Regions from separate parts of the Homo sapiens genome. Here region 1 is linked to region 2. Evidence: chromatin contacts called from ENCODE Hi-C data. All regions are on one chromosome and are shown on one strand. Each heading gives the region's core, a stretch centred on a gene start or an enhancer-like site at or near the end of the contact. The rest is flanking DNA. Distances are from core to core; before and after follow the strand shown. Region 1 overlaps N4BP1 (NEDD4 binding protein 1). Region 2 holds the start of DNAJA2 (DnaJ heat shock protein family (Hsp40) member A2).

The links. Hi-C counts contacts between places; a loop is a spot of excess contacts on that map. Pooled maps may share reads with other maps.
Region 1: a pooled map shows a loop between it and region 2 (3-fold over the local background). The contact joins the enhancer-like site here to the promoter of DNAJA2 in region 2. A Hi-C loop is called at or near these places in 4 of 50 pooled maps.

What each region holds. Positions count from the first base shown.
Region 1 is chr16:48,553,985-48,560,985 of GRCh38, forward strand. It overlaps N4BP1 (NEDD4 binding protein 1), which reads right to left. Exons shown (of 7, transcript NM_153029.4): 2 at 6,770-7,001. Among named protein-coding and RNA genes, the nearest start is that of N4BP1, 53 kb to the right of the region's middle. RefSeq lists a silencer at 3,134-3,428. Within about 2 kb of position 4,471, at least 6 of the 41 ENCODE cell types and tissues checked have a DNase peak (open chromatin) inside an H3K27ac peak, as active enhancers do.
Region 2 is chr16:46,971,036-46,977,904 of GRCh38, forward strand. It overlaps DNAJA2 (DnaJ heat shock protein family (Hsp40) member A2), which reads right to left and starts at 2,639. Exons shown (of 9, transcript NM_005880.4): 1 at 2,460-2,639; 2 at 861-920; 3 at 314-537. The coding sequence starts at 2,537. DNAJA2-DT (DNAJA2 divergent transcript) reads left to right here and starts at 2,737. Exons shown (of 2, transcript NR_186372.1): 1 at 2,737-3,090. RefSeq lists silencers at 1,511-1,590, 1,941-2,010, 2,041-2,090, 2,241-2,320, 2,351-2,400 and enhancers at 2,831-2,900, 2,961-3,050.

The sequences.
Region 1 (7,001 bases), core at 3,221-5,720, 1.6 Mb after region 2:
GTCATAACCCCTGCAACCTCCGAAGATGCTGCTGTGTCCTGTCCCAGGAGGGCTCCACTCTTTTTAGGGAATGGCTATATTTACCCAGTTTACAGCTTACGAGAAACACGTTGAGGGCAAGACTCAAATGAAACTAATGGGGGGCCGTGAAAGGCTATTTTAAGAATGCAGAAAGCAGGGAAAAAAGGTAAAAAAAAAAAAAAATTAAAAGAACAGCAACAACAACAACAACAATGAACAGTAGAGAACACAGGTTAGCACACTTTTTCTGTTAAGAGCCACACAGTCTCTGTCATACCACCCAACTCTGAATGTGAAAACAGCCACAGATAACTGTAAGTGAATGTGTGCGGCTATGTTCCACATTTACAAAAACAGGTGGGCGGGCCTGATTTGGCCCATAGTTTACAATCCTTGGTATAGAGGATTAAAAAATGCCCACCCCTCCATCCATAACACATTTCAACGGAAAGGAAGAAAGTACTTAAATTTTACTCTCCAGCAGTTAATTAAACGTGGAGATAAAAAAGTGTTAAAAGTTTAAAATTCTGCAGGTGGTAATTTGTCTACTCATGGGTATTAGAAAGAAAAAAAGACTAAAATCTCAAACTGTGATGCTGTAGTTTATGAGATTAGCATAATCTATGTTCACTGCTTCAATGGTCACTTAGATTCCAGCGACAATACTCCCTGCATCTTCAGTCCTATCTTCTCTCCATGTCTAATGCTGCATGCCAAAACTGCTCTGTAGAAATACTTCACTTGAAAGTCCTGCCATGATGGGCATATGTGTCCCGAGTTAAACCCAGGCTCTCCTAATTCCAACCTACCCTGCAAATTCCAGTGAAACTAACTTTTAAATGCAGCCCAAGGCCTTTGATTCTGCTCAGGGCCTTCAAAGGCACTGTCCTACACTAATCCTGCCTGGCTTCCAGGACCCCTCCTCGTCTGACTCGTCAGAAAGGATCTGGCCAAGTGACCCTCCCACTACCATGAGACAACCCTCTTGGTTTTGGCCAGGTCTTGCTATCTCACCCCTCCCGGTCTCTGAGCCTTTCCTTATGTTGCTTTCTATATGTGTGATGCTCTTGCACCTTTCCTTGCTCCTTCTTCAAATGCCCTCAGGACTGAATGGGCTGAATTCTGGCCCGTCTTCTTCTATGAAGTTATTTCTAGACACAGGGCCTCTCTCAGCCTCCTTCCTCTTCTGAGTTCCAATCCTGTATGGTGCACGAGAATCACAGAGATAGAATGGCATTATGCCTGTTAGAAAAAGGAGTCACTAGGGAAAGAGCAGCCTGCCTGGGTTGCAGAGCCAGGGGGATGAGCTGGATCATACTCCGGCTTCCTCACGCCTGCCCTTTCCACGACCCCACAGTGGGACTGTCACCCCACCTGCATGTGCGTTCCTTGAGAGCAGGAAGAGGCTGGACACTTCACGAACATCTAATGCTCTGTGAGATTCACAAGAGCTACGCACAGACTCCTCTTTTTAAAGGCTATTTCTTTTTCAGTGAACCATAAATAAGATATTTCAGAGGCTCTTACCCCAGAAAATATATGTAAATAAACACACGCAATCTTGATAATTCAGGAGTGCTTTGTTTATCTAAAGGCATTCAAATATGGCAAGAAGGTAACAAAGTGACATTTTTAACTAGAAAAAAGACTGGGGGTGGTTCTTTAAAGGGGGCCTCTTTTAATCTTCCAAAAACAATAAATCATCCATCACTCTAATTGCTTAACAGCAGGGACATGCCCAGAGTTAACATCAACCACAGCCCTAATTTGAAAATCCACAACAGAACAACCTGCTGGTTCTTAGAAAAACCAAGAAATATGTATATTTAGTCCTCAAAAGGATAACCCTTGAGATAACTGCACTGAAAAGGTTTTTAAGGTGGCTCCCTGATTACTTTGACAGATACAAATGTGTGCTACCTACTCTCCCTCTTTTCCTTAAAGCTTCTAGTGATGGCAAGAGGAGGAACTGGATAGAGGAGGAGTACCCAGTTCAATTCCACTGGGTCACTATGTAACAAGGAAGGAAATGCAGACCGATGAATTCTGCTGCCCTGGACTCCTTACAAGTCTAGAGGGGGAACAGATGGAGGTTCTAGAAACATCAGCTCTCAACTAAATTCCAAAGTGTTATTCTCAGTAATAAGATCATATCACTTTTGATACTCTAAAAAAATCTCAGGAATGGAATTAAAATAGAGGTTCAAAATTCTGGTGGAGAACATACAAATTTACCCAAAAAATAAAACTACAATGACAAAAAATTAAGTGAAGCCAAATTATTGTCCTCAAAATAATACAGAGGGTCGATTAAGGACCCTTCTTCCTACTTCAAGTCCTATACCCTGAGCAGGCAGACATGTGCTTACTCATCACTGTCTCCTAGCCTCTCTGCAATCAAACCAGAGTAGCATGTTGACAGGTAAACCCAGACCAAAGGTCTATTTCGACCCAAAGTATATATATAATAACACCTTGCTACTTATGGGAAGGCCAAAGCTCTGGGGCTCCCAGTTCCAAATGCAGAATGAACAGTTATCAAGTCTGGGAGGCCAGGTGTCCAGGCCCTCAAGACATTTAAATGCCTGCTTCCATATAATTGGTTAAAGGTTATATCATCTGGTTGTTTGCCATATTATAGAATGCTGGCAACTAAAAGAAAGTGTCCAAAGTGGAGGAGAGATGGGTGACACACAGCTGATAAAAACTCATGGCAGCCATAGCACCAGACAGGGCAGTGTGGGGACAATGGAAAGTCCTTTCTGAGTTACCCAGGAAAAAGCGATTTCTTTTTATGGAACCCTAATATGGAAAAGACTAGTATGGAAAAAAAAATGGCTAAAATACTTAATTCTGGCAAGGGAAGGGGCAAACCCCATCTACATGGAAAACTATCACCCCATATGTCAGGGGCTCTCATGCTGAAGTTTCAGGCTGACAGAGCCCAAATGTTTCTTGGCCACTACTGTGCTGTCTAGCCATACACCACAAACAATTTCCACTTACTCATCATTTGACTCATTCATGGTGACAAGGGGGCAAGAACAAGGTATACAAAATTGGCAGCATTAAACAGGGTACTGTGGAGGTTTTCATGGTGGTATGGGCTGCAGACCTCATTCTGGATAGGCAAATGAACAAAGGCTTTACAAAAATACATCGAAGGGTGGGCCTAGGCTGCTTTAGGGTGGGGCTCACACCAACAGATCCTATTGCTTAAGGACCAAATAAGTACTTCCCCAACTACTTGGGTCAAATCAGTGAGCTTTAGTCAGCAGTGCTATGCAACCCAAGACTTAAGTATCCAATGATGCGTTGGCCTGAAAATTCCAACCTTAACTTCTGCTGGAGGAGAGAGGGTATACAGCAGCTCTGGGGAAAGACATTATGGGCCCAAATCTCTATCCATGTAACCCTGGAAAACATTTTTAAGCCACTTCATGTTGTATAAATTATAACTTTTGACTCACAATTGGTGTGAAGGTTGCATTTTTAAAAATACAGTGCCTGACACATAATAATGGGTGATTCGGCTTTAAAATCTCAAATATTTGTTGCATTAAATATATGGCCTCAGTTAAAAATCTAAACTGGCCACTGGAATAGTAACCATGAAGTTACAAATAGGTAGTAAAAAGCCACTAAAAAAATCCTAAACTGGGCATGGTAAGGCATGCCTATAGCCTCAGCTACTAGGAAAGATTGCCTGAGCCCAAAAGTTTGAGTCCAGCCTGGGCAAAATAGTGAGACTTTACCTCTTAAAAAAAGAAAAATTCTAATTTGCCTTTAATTCATCAACAAGTTTTTACTGAGCTCCTACTATGTGTCAGGGACTATGGGTATTAGAGGTAGTTCACTGAACAGAAGAAACACAAATCAGTTTCTTCATGGAATCTAGTCAAAGTTTATTCACACTTAACATTGAAGCAACTGATTTAAAATAAGGGCTGATTTTTTTCCAACTTCCAAAAAAAATTGAGGTAAAATTCACACGACTAAAATAATCAATTCAATGGCATTTACTACGTTCGCAATGCCGTGCAACCACCACTTACATCTAGTTCCAAAATGTTTGTCACTCCAAAATAAAACTCTATACCCATTACGCAGTTTCTTCCTAGAATATGGGTAAATCTTAATTACTGATATTTTCAGATCAATTTACATCAAATTAAGTACAAGTCTGTCTTCTTAAAGTAACACATTCTCTTGTAAAAGTATTGCCTTTAAACAGAGACATCTGTGAATCCAAAGAAAATGTAAATCCTCCCAAAACAATCAGTTTTCCAAAAAAAAAAAAAAAAGAAGAAATAAAAAAAGAAAGCTTGCAGCTTTCCCTTAGTGTAATAATTGGTGGTTTTCAAAAGAGATGATACTGTACTCAGGGCATTAGGAAATATGTAGGAGTGTGTTTGAGGTGTCACAACGACTGGGGAAGGATATTATAAGCAAAGTGGGAGGGACTAGATTTGCAAAACATCCTGTCACGGATAGGCAGCACCACTCTAAATTCCAACAGTGACCCTGCTGAGAAATATGCCTGTTAACTACCCCAAAAGGTTTATAAAAAGCATCAGGATCGCTGCTCATTCTACGTTAACCTTGCATTTCTTATTTGGAAAATCCTTCCACATATAGAAAAGTGAAAGAGGATGAGAATTGCTCACAATTGTGACCTAAATTTTGTGTCACGAGTTGGCTCAAGAAATCGTAACAATGAAGAACTTGTTCCGGGCTTGGGGTGTGGGTGACTGAAGTGACATTTTTGCTTAGATATCGCTATGCAGCTGCGGATCATTTGCTGGGTTTCCCCTAACAGGGCTGCCAAAAAAACCAAAGTGAAATGACAATAAACAGTATTATTTGGAAATGAAGATAAGCATATTGCATATTTTTGCTGCCTGTCTTCAAACTTTAACATCTGAAATGATGACATTTTCTTTTTGACAGCAAAACACAGCTTCGATAATTCATTCAAATAATAAAAAGCAGAAGAATCCTTATATTTTAAAAAATACATATTAAAATATTTATGACCATATATCTGAGATTTCCTTCAAAATAATAGGGGTGGAAAGAAGAAGTAAGGGCTAGGATGAAACAAGACTGATCACGAGCTGGTAATTGTTGAAGGTGGGTGATGAACCCCTGGGAATTCATTATCTTATCTTATGTATTTGAAAATCCTAATAAAAAATTTACAAAACAAAAAATTACAAATATACTATAAACATATATTTCAAAAATAACATTTATTTTTCAATCCTAATAGGTATTCTTAAAAACTCAGGGCATTTACTGATCTTTCAGAACTCCTAAAAAAGAAGTTACACAAACATTCAGCAATTCAGAAAAGTATTTTTAAGATTTGGCAACTTCTCTCTCATTCCATGTCCAGGTGTCCTGTTTCTTGAATTGCGGCTACTTAAAATGCCAGACCTTGAATATTTCTTCAAAAATCAATGGTGTTAAATTAAATTAAATTTGGCCTAAAGGTGCCTCCATACATAGTGACCTGCAACCTTAGTATGTGAACAAATGGCAACCTAAGAGTATTCTTGTAAAAAAAAATGGCTGAGTCTCAGCCAATCACAGCAGCCAAGCTTCAGCCAATCACAGGCTGCCAATTGTTCAGACCACTTCTACATAAGGCAAATGCCTCATCACAGGATGCCTGGATAAGGCAAATGCCAACCCGTAGGTAATCAAGCTGTTTCTGCAGGGCAATTCCCTTTTCTGCCTATAAATACTGCCAGCCCTCATTGCTGGGTGAAGCTCTCTGAACCTCTCCTGGTTCAGGGTGCTGCCAGATTCGTAAATCATTGTTCGTGCAGATCAACTCTGCTAAATGTAATTTGCCCTAAGTTTTTCTTTTAACAATGGGGTGACTGGTTTTGAAAACTGAAGGCAGACTTTACATAGTTGTTGAAATGATATGGTAAAGATGTCCTTAAGGACAGGTCAGAAGGCAACAGATTGCAGCAACTGAAACTCCGAACAGTTAAGTGACCTGCCCCAAATCAAACAGCTGGTCCACAGTGCAGGGAGGCTCTTGACCCTCACACTCTCCTTAGCCACGATCTTAAACTGCCCCTTAGAAAAAAAACCCAAGCGTACAGGTTTCAAATCAGAGGATTTTCAACTAAGAGGAGTTCCAAGACAGGCTAACTAGAAACAACAGGTTCATTAAATGATGTCTTTTACTAAAAACAAATATTATAAACTTTTAGTAAGAGCAGAGGCCCACAGTGAAGCTCAAAGTGACTACTTTTGAAAGGAAATTGCCATTGCTCTATCCACAGAAATACATCACACCTGTTACCACTGCACACTCTTGGCTAGAGATCAGGCATACTCCAGCATAATAAGATAAAAAAAAATCCTTTTGCTTTAAGCTGTGTTCTCTTATTTAGATTAGAACATAATGGTACTCACAATATTAAGAATTTAATGACTTAAAAGTCACTATACTACATATCACTGAGCAATGCAACGTGAAAAGATAATTTTCTATCCTCTCTTGCCCTTAGAAATTAAGTTCAGCAGGGTGAAGTAAAGTTCATGAATCCAGAAGATGGACTGACAAAACCTTTCCAACCAGTTGGTTCCCATTCCCCTCCACCATCCGACCCTAAGGCTACAGATCAACTATATACAACATGTATGTATAGTTCCCATATACATGTGATTCTGAGACACCATTTAGAGCCCTATTTAAAATAAAATAATCTGCAGAGAATGGACTTACGTAATTGCAACATTGCTCCCATCTATAACAATGTGTTTCAAATCCGTTCTCCCTGGTTCATTTTTTAATTCCAGCTTGTAGGGTATTTTTAGAGTATCTCGAAACCTTTGAACCCCAGTAACTGAGGAATCAATATGATCAGAAGGTCCTGCCGACCTTGCATCAGTAACCGAAGGTAACAGCTGGGGCAGTGGCATTGGTGGAGAAAGGGTTGAGCAATTTGGCTTAGAAT
Region 2 (6,869 bases), core at 1,389-3,888:
AAAAAAAAAAAAAGAGAGAGAGAGAAAATGATCTTCACAGTTGAAATTTTAAGTCCTATAATAACAAGCAGCCTCAGAACCATATAAAACCACCTTCCTCTCATTAAAAAATATCGACTGTCCTTTTAAGAGCTACAGCGAAATAGAAACATTCAGATAATCAAATTCAATTTAGTCACCAAAAGAAGACAAGGCAAATGGAAGTTTTTCTAATGAAGGACAGAACACTCTATGAGATTTTTCATCTACTGAGTCATTATCCCACTTGACAAAAAGTACTTAATTTTTTAAAACAACAAAACAAGATATTCACTTGAGTGGATGCATCATGTCCTCTCCTCTTCTTCTGCCATTTCGACTTCTACTCTGATTGCCCATGAAGCCGAACAATCCCCCACCAAAAATGTGAGAGAAAATATCATCCATGCCACCACCTCCGCCGCTGCCTTCCCGAAGACCTTGCTCTCCGTATCTGTCATATAACTCACGCTTCTCAGGATTTGATAGTACTTCATATGCAAAACTTATTTCTTTAAACTATAAAGAAAAGGTAAAAATAAAAATAATTGCATTTTCAAGTAGAAGAGTGGGGAGAAGCTACAGGAATCCAGAATCCATTTAATTCTAAAAAAAAAAAAAAAGGGACAAGTTACCTTTGACTTGATTCTGGTTCTATTTACCACCCACCGCTCCTCAGAATGGTAGTACTCTTATTCTAAAACTAAAATACTCTTGACATTATGAAAATGTGGCTGTGTGGGCATAGTTGGATTTTTTTCCTGCAACATTCCTCTTTTTCAAGGAGGGCAATTTAAGTTAAAGCTAAAACCCCCGGAATAAAAAAGGTGCAAATAACTTACTTTGTCTCCTGCATTTGGATTCTTATCAGGATGATATTCCTTGGCTAACTTTCTGTATGCCTTTGAAAATGGATAAAAACAAAAAAGGTTATAACTAAACACCAGTTAAAAGTTTTGTAATAACTTAATATCCACTTTTCTGAGAAGTAATGTTCTAGAGTTATAACCTTTCAAAAATATTTTCTATTCGTAGGGATTCTTCGGCACTTTCTCGCGATACTGTTTACTAATGTAATATAACCAAGTAGACAGCAGCTATACTTGAAAACAGGTTACAGTGACGTGAAAACCAGATAAAACAATGAAGCAATGCCACAGGGAAAAACAAAACGTTCAAACATTATCCATATTTTCCCTATTGTCAAGTGTCTTTGATGGCCAAGTAACCAGACCAAGACGACCCTAATAAATTCGAGATAAATGACTGTTAAGCTTTGCGGACTGCAAAACATTACTATAAATCAAGCTAAAGTCACAATTCCTGCTCCCGATGGCTCACGCCTTCCTTCTAACTGTAACATCATGAAAAAGTAAAGGTGGTCCTAGTTAGCGTCTTTTGGTGTTTTATTTGCACGTGGTGGTTAACTGGGGTCGTGGTGGCAACTTCGGTGGTAGAGAAGTTGCACACACTCTCAACGAGGTGTTTGGGTCCTAAAGCACTTAAATCTTCATTCACGGAGGCTCGTGAATTATATAATACAGACTAGCATTTCCGGTAAGGTAACAGGAAGTCCACTGTACTCTTCTCACTGCCTAAGGAGCATTCTCATTTTTCTCGGCTTACAAATCTGGATGCTCTTAGCCTGGTGAGGATGCTGTGGGGCTTAAATGCCTCGTGTGCTTTGAAATCCTGAGATGAAAGATATCGCAGCATTGCAAATAGCAATAATAAGGCCTTCTATTTATGTTTACTGTACACTCAGGCGTTTGGCTGGGACCACGGCTTATTCCTAAGCAGGTACAGGACATTAGCATTACCTGCCCAAAGAACAATGCATCCAAACACAGACCCAGCTACCTCCGGGTCAATGGGCGAGGGACGCAGAGAGGGAGGAGCTCCCGCAGCCGGCGGCCGCGGAACCCAGGAAACAACCCCATCCGCCCGAGGCGCTCTGTGGGGGCGGCCTCGACCTCCCCGCCGTTCCTCCCCGCGGAGCACCAGACCCGGGGCCGACGGCCGCGGGGCGGACAGCTTCTCTCTCGGGGCCGGGATGCGCTGAGCACCTCGGTCCAACCTGTTTTTCCGGGGTGGTGACCTCGACGCGAAGGACCGGGCGAGCTGCTGCCTCCCGGGGGATACCAGCCCCCGGCGCTCGTTCAAGGAGGGAGGAAGGAAGGGCTCCCATCGTGTTTGCGCAGGAGTGAGTTTTATTTGCTGCATCTGCGGGCGGGCGGGGCCGGCGGCCCCAAGGTCAGCCGAGGCCGGAGTGCGCGGCTCGCGGCGAGGCCGGTCCCGCCGCCGCCGCCGACTCCCAGCCCGGGCCAGTCACGGCCGGCGCCGGCTCGCGGGCAGCCCAGTAGCGCGGCCTGGCTGAAGAAGACATCCCTGGCCGCGCAGGCCCCGCGCCCCTCACACCCGCCCGGCCCGCTCCCAGATACCTTCTTCAGCTCGTTCTCGCTGGCGCCGGGCGGGACGCCCAGGATGTCGTACAGCTTCGTGTCAGCCACGTTAGCCATGGCGGCCGGCCGGGCAGTGCTCGGGGAGAAGGTGGCGAAGCAGACAGAGCGGAGTCGGGCCCACAAGCGGCGTCGGCGGCGGCACAGGCCGAGGGAGACAGCGAGGGGGAAGCGGGGGCGGGGCTGAACTTTGACCCAGCGCACGGTGCGCCGTGACGTCGCTGTGCAGAGCCCGCCCCCGAGCGCCCGAGGCGCGGCCACTGGGGTCGAAGTATTGAAGAGTGGGCCAGGTTCTCTGTTTTCCTCCAGGTCCAGGCGGCTGGGCAGGGCCAACGTAGGAAATGAAGAACTGTGCACGGCGCACCCCAGGAATTCAGCTTCCTCTCAAAAGCCATGGTTGCGAGGTCGCGTGTTTAACCTCGCACTGGCTGCTGAGGGAATTAACAGGCCTGCGCAGCAGCTTCGTTAGCTTCGAAAGAAAATGGGCCCCGGCTCCCGCAGGAGGCCCGCCTGGCGCGCAGATGTCGTTATTAGAATCCGGGACGTCGGTGGACCCTCTGGGTCTGGCTCCCTCGGGGCTTACGATGAAAAAAACTGGGGGGCGCGTGTGTGTGTATGTTGTGTTTTATATTATGAGAATTCTGAAACATTTAGCAGAAGCAGTATATTACTCCCCATAGTGCAGTTAGCTACCTTTTACCTGTTTCATTGGCTCCACCATACATTTCTAGTGTTTTAAGGGAAACCGTTTCATTCATAAATACCCTAAGTGTATATATTTAATATCTAAGAGACAACTTTTAAAGGCATAACGATGTAATCTCATCTAATGAAATTAACAATTCCTTAATCTAATTCCCAGTCCATATTTAGGTTTTTCAGATGATCTCATGTCCTTTTACAATTGGTTTGTGGCATCCGGGTCCAAACCAAGGTCCACATGTTGCATCTGGACCACGTGTTTAAGCCTCTTACTTGATAGCTTTAAAATTAGCTAACACCAGAGGTTTAGATGGTGTAAGGCAAGTCTGGCCACCAGGTGACTTGATTTACATTCGTTTTAGTTTCGCTCAGAAAGTATGCTGTGCATCTACCAAGTGCTATGATGTACAGAGGCCTGGTCCGGGGAGAGGAGTGTTACAAAAGTGCCTGCCTTCAACCCATTTACGGTTTATGGAGACAGAAAAGTAAGGTTTTCTGATCCCTTGGAACCTGAACTGATAGCAAAGACTTCAGCATAAGCATCTCACTCAGGATAATGTTTCTTCCTTGGCGTTCCCTTTGACCTAGTTGTGGAGGGCCTGAATTCCATGACAAGGACTCTGAAATTTAGCTTGAAAACCCTAAGAGTAATCAGTGATAAGTCATTAATAGTCCTTAAACCCTTTTCCTCAAATCCCATCTGAAATCCTGCTCCCTCTGTGAAGTCTTCCTTTACTGGGCACTGGTGAACACTGCTATCTCATTCGAGTTCCCACCACCCTTCGTTTGTACCTTTTGTGGTAGGATCTCGAACTCTTTTGTTTTTTTTTTTTTTTTTTTTTTTTTACTTGAAACAGCGTCTCGTTATGTCGCTCAGGCTGGAGTGCAGTGGCGCCATCTCAGCTCGCTGCAACCTCCACCTCCCGGCTTCAAGTGATTCTCCCACCTCAGCCTCTCGAGTAGCTGGGATTACAGGCGCCCACCACCATGCCCGGCTAATTTTTGTATTTTTAGTAGAGGTGGAGCTTCACCATGTTGACCAGGCTGGTCTCGAACTCCTGATCTCAAATCATCCACCCACCTTGGCCTCCCAAAGTGCTGGGATTGCAGGCCTGAGCCACTGCCTCTGCCAACCGCCATTGCCGTGTAAATGCTGACGTCATCCTCATGCACGGCTGTAAAATCCAATTCTCTACTTTTCACATTTTGAGATGTTCGTAAGAGACGGTGTAAAGTTATGGCGAGGTTAGACTGTGTAGGTTGGTAGTCTGACTCTGCCATTTAGGAACAATGTGACCTTCAGCAAGTTACTTAACTTTTCTGAGGTTTCCTCAGGTGTAAGATGGGGCTTGTTATTTTTTATATCATTGGTTTAAAAGAGTTATACATTTCTATTACTTAGGGCTGGGCGCAGTGGCCTGTAATCCCAGAACTTTGGGAGGCTGAGGCGGGATCACTCCTGCCTCAAGTCCTGATCACTTGAGGTCAGGAGTTCGAGACCAGCCTGGTCAACATGGCAAGACCCCGTCTCTATTAAAAACACAAAAATTAGCTGGGGGTGGTTGCGCACGCCTGTAGTCCCAGCTACTCGGGAGGCTGAGGTGGGAGAATCCCTTGAGCCCAGGAGGTGGGGGTTGCAGTGAGCCAAGATCACACCACTGCACTCCAGCCTGGGTGACAGAGTGAGACCCTGTCTCAAAATAATAATAAATAATTAAAATTTAAAAAATTACTAAGAAGCTAAAAGAAATTAAGTATAAACTATTGTTCTTGGCCCATATGCTTACGTTGTCTTTGCTCATTTAAATTTCTGGCTTTTCTACTGGGATTCCCTGACTTCTTCCATTACCTATGGGGAATGCCCCTCCGTCCCTTTTCATGACCTCATCTTCCCAAATCTCCTTGCTTGTCAGTTATCATTTTCTCTCGTCTCATTTCTCTGTTAGTTCCTGCTCCACGTAAGAATATGAACTGAAAATCTGTCTTTGTTGCAACCTTCATATTAATTTATCTTATTTGTTTCATATTGTTTTATCTTATTTTCCTTCTGCCCATGAACAGTTTAAAAGGGCTGGAGTTTCCTATTTGTTTCAGTTTTACTCAGTTTTTTTTTTTGCAAGAGGAAAAAATTCTCTCTTGATGCCATTTTAGCTTCTGATATTGTAATGAAGAGTAGCTGGGTAAATTCCCTCTTTTGTTCTTGTTATTTTATTTTAGTTTTTTACCTGACTAGACCAGTAACCACAGTAACTATTTTTGAATTTCATTTTCATTTCTTTGCAATATTTTCTCCATTTCTGGGTATTAATTGTAGTCAGCATAATTTGCTAATTTTATAGCTCGAGTTATTTCAGAAGAACTTTGTGTGCTTAAACTGACACAGGGTCTCCTCCCAAGGATCACAGACTGAGATAAACCTGTGTCAGTGTGAGCACTGTAATGTTCCAGCCACTAACTGTTTTGAGGTAGCATATTTATTTTGGCTTCATGTTTAGCCAATGCTGTGAAGGGAAAAGGACCTTTATCTCATTTCATGTCTCAGGCACTGTAAAATGCTGAGTCACAGTACACCTGAGCGCTGCAGTGATCTAAAGTTTGAGGCGGCAGTGATTTCAGATTTCTGCCAGGCTTATATTGGTGTTCAATTCCTTTGCTTTGATTTAGTATGCTTGTGTAACTGTGAAGGGTTGGGATGGAGAGGAGGTGGATATGGACTGGGACGGGGGGTATAGGAACTGTAGTATTTTTGAAGACCATTGATACTGTTCACAAGTAATTGGGAACTGTGTAATCCATTACTTAGACAACTCCAGATATATCATTGAGGCAGTCAGAAAATAGTTTTGCTTTCTGCTTTAACTAGGTTTGAATGTATAGAGTAAGTGATGCAGGTTAAAATATTTTGGGGGGATACAGAAGAAGGTACTGATGGTTCTTGTTATGAGGGTGTCAGGACCACATAATTTGATGATTGTTGGTACTCTGGAAAGAAAAAATTGTGGGACTTGGATCACTGAATAATCTCTGAATTTCTTTCAGTGCTTAAAGTAGATTATTCAGTGATGGGGCAGCACAGTTGTATGTGGTAGGTATTTCTAGCCCCACTGCTGGCCTTTCAAACCCAGTCGTGTCAAACCCTGCCTTATTAATTAGCATTTTCCAAAGGTTCAGTTTGCTTATATAATTGCAGTGGTATAGTAAGCAGAGAAATTGACCCAATAAATTTAGCCATCTAACAATTAGTGTGGGAAAAATAGTGGAGAAGATATGTCTATTGTGATAATATGAGATATGAATATGAATATATATGTTTTCCACATATATGTGTATATATATACACACACCTCATTACCACTGTAATATATATATAATATATACATAATATACATAAAGGCCAGGCGTGGTGGCTTATGCGCGTAATCCCAGCACTTTGGGAGGCCAAGGTGGGTGGATCACGAGGTCAGGAGATCGAGACCATCCTGGCTAACACGGTGAAACCCCGTCTCTACTAGAAATACAAAAAATTAGCCGGGCGTGGTGGTGGGCACCTGTAGTCCCAGCTACTTGGGAGGCTGGGGCAGGAGAATGGCGTGAACCCGGGAGGCCAAGCTTGCAGTGAGCGGAGATCGCACCACTGCACTCCAGCTTGGGCAACAGAGCGAGACTCCATCTCAAAAAAAAAATTCGATT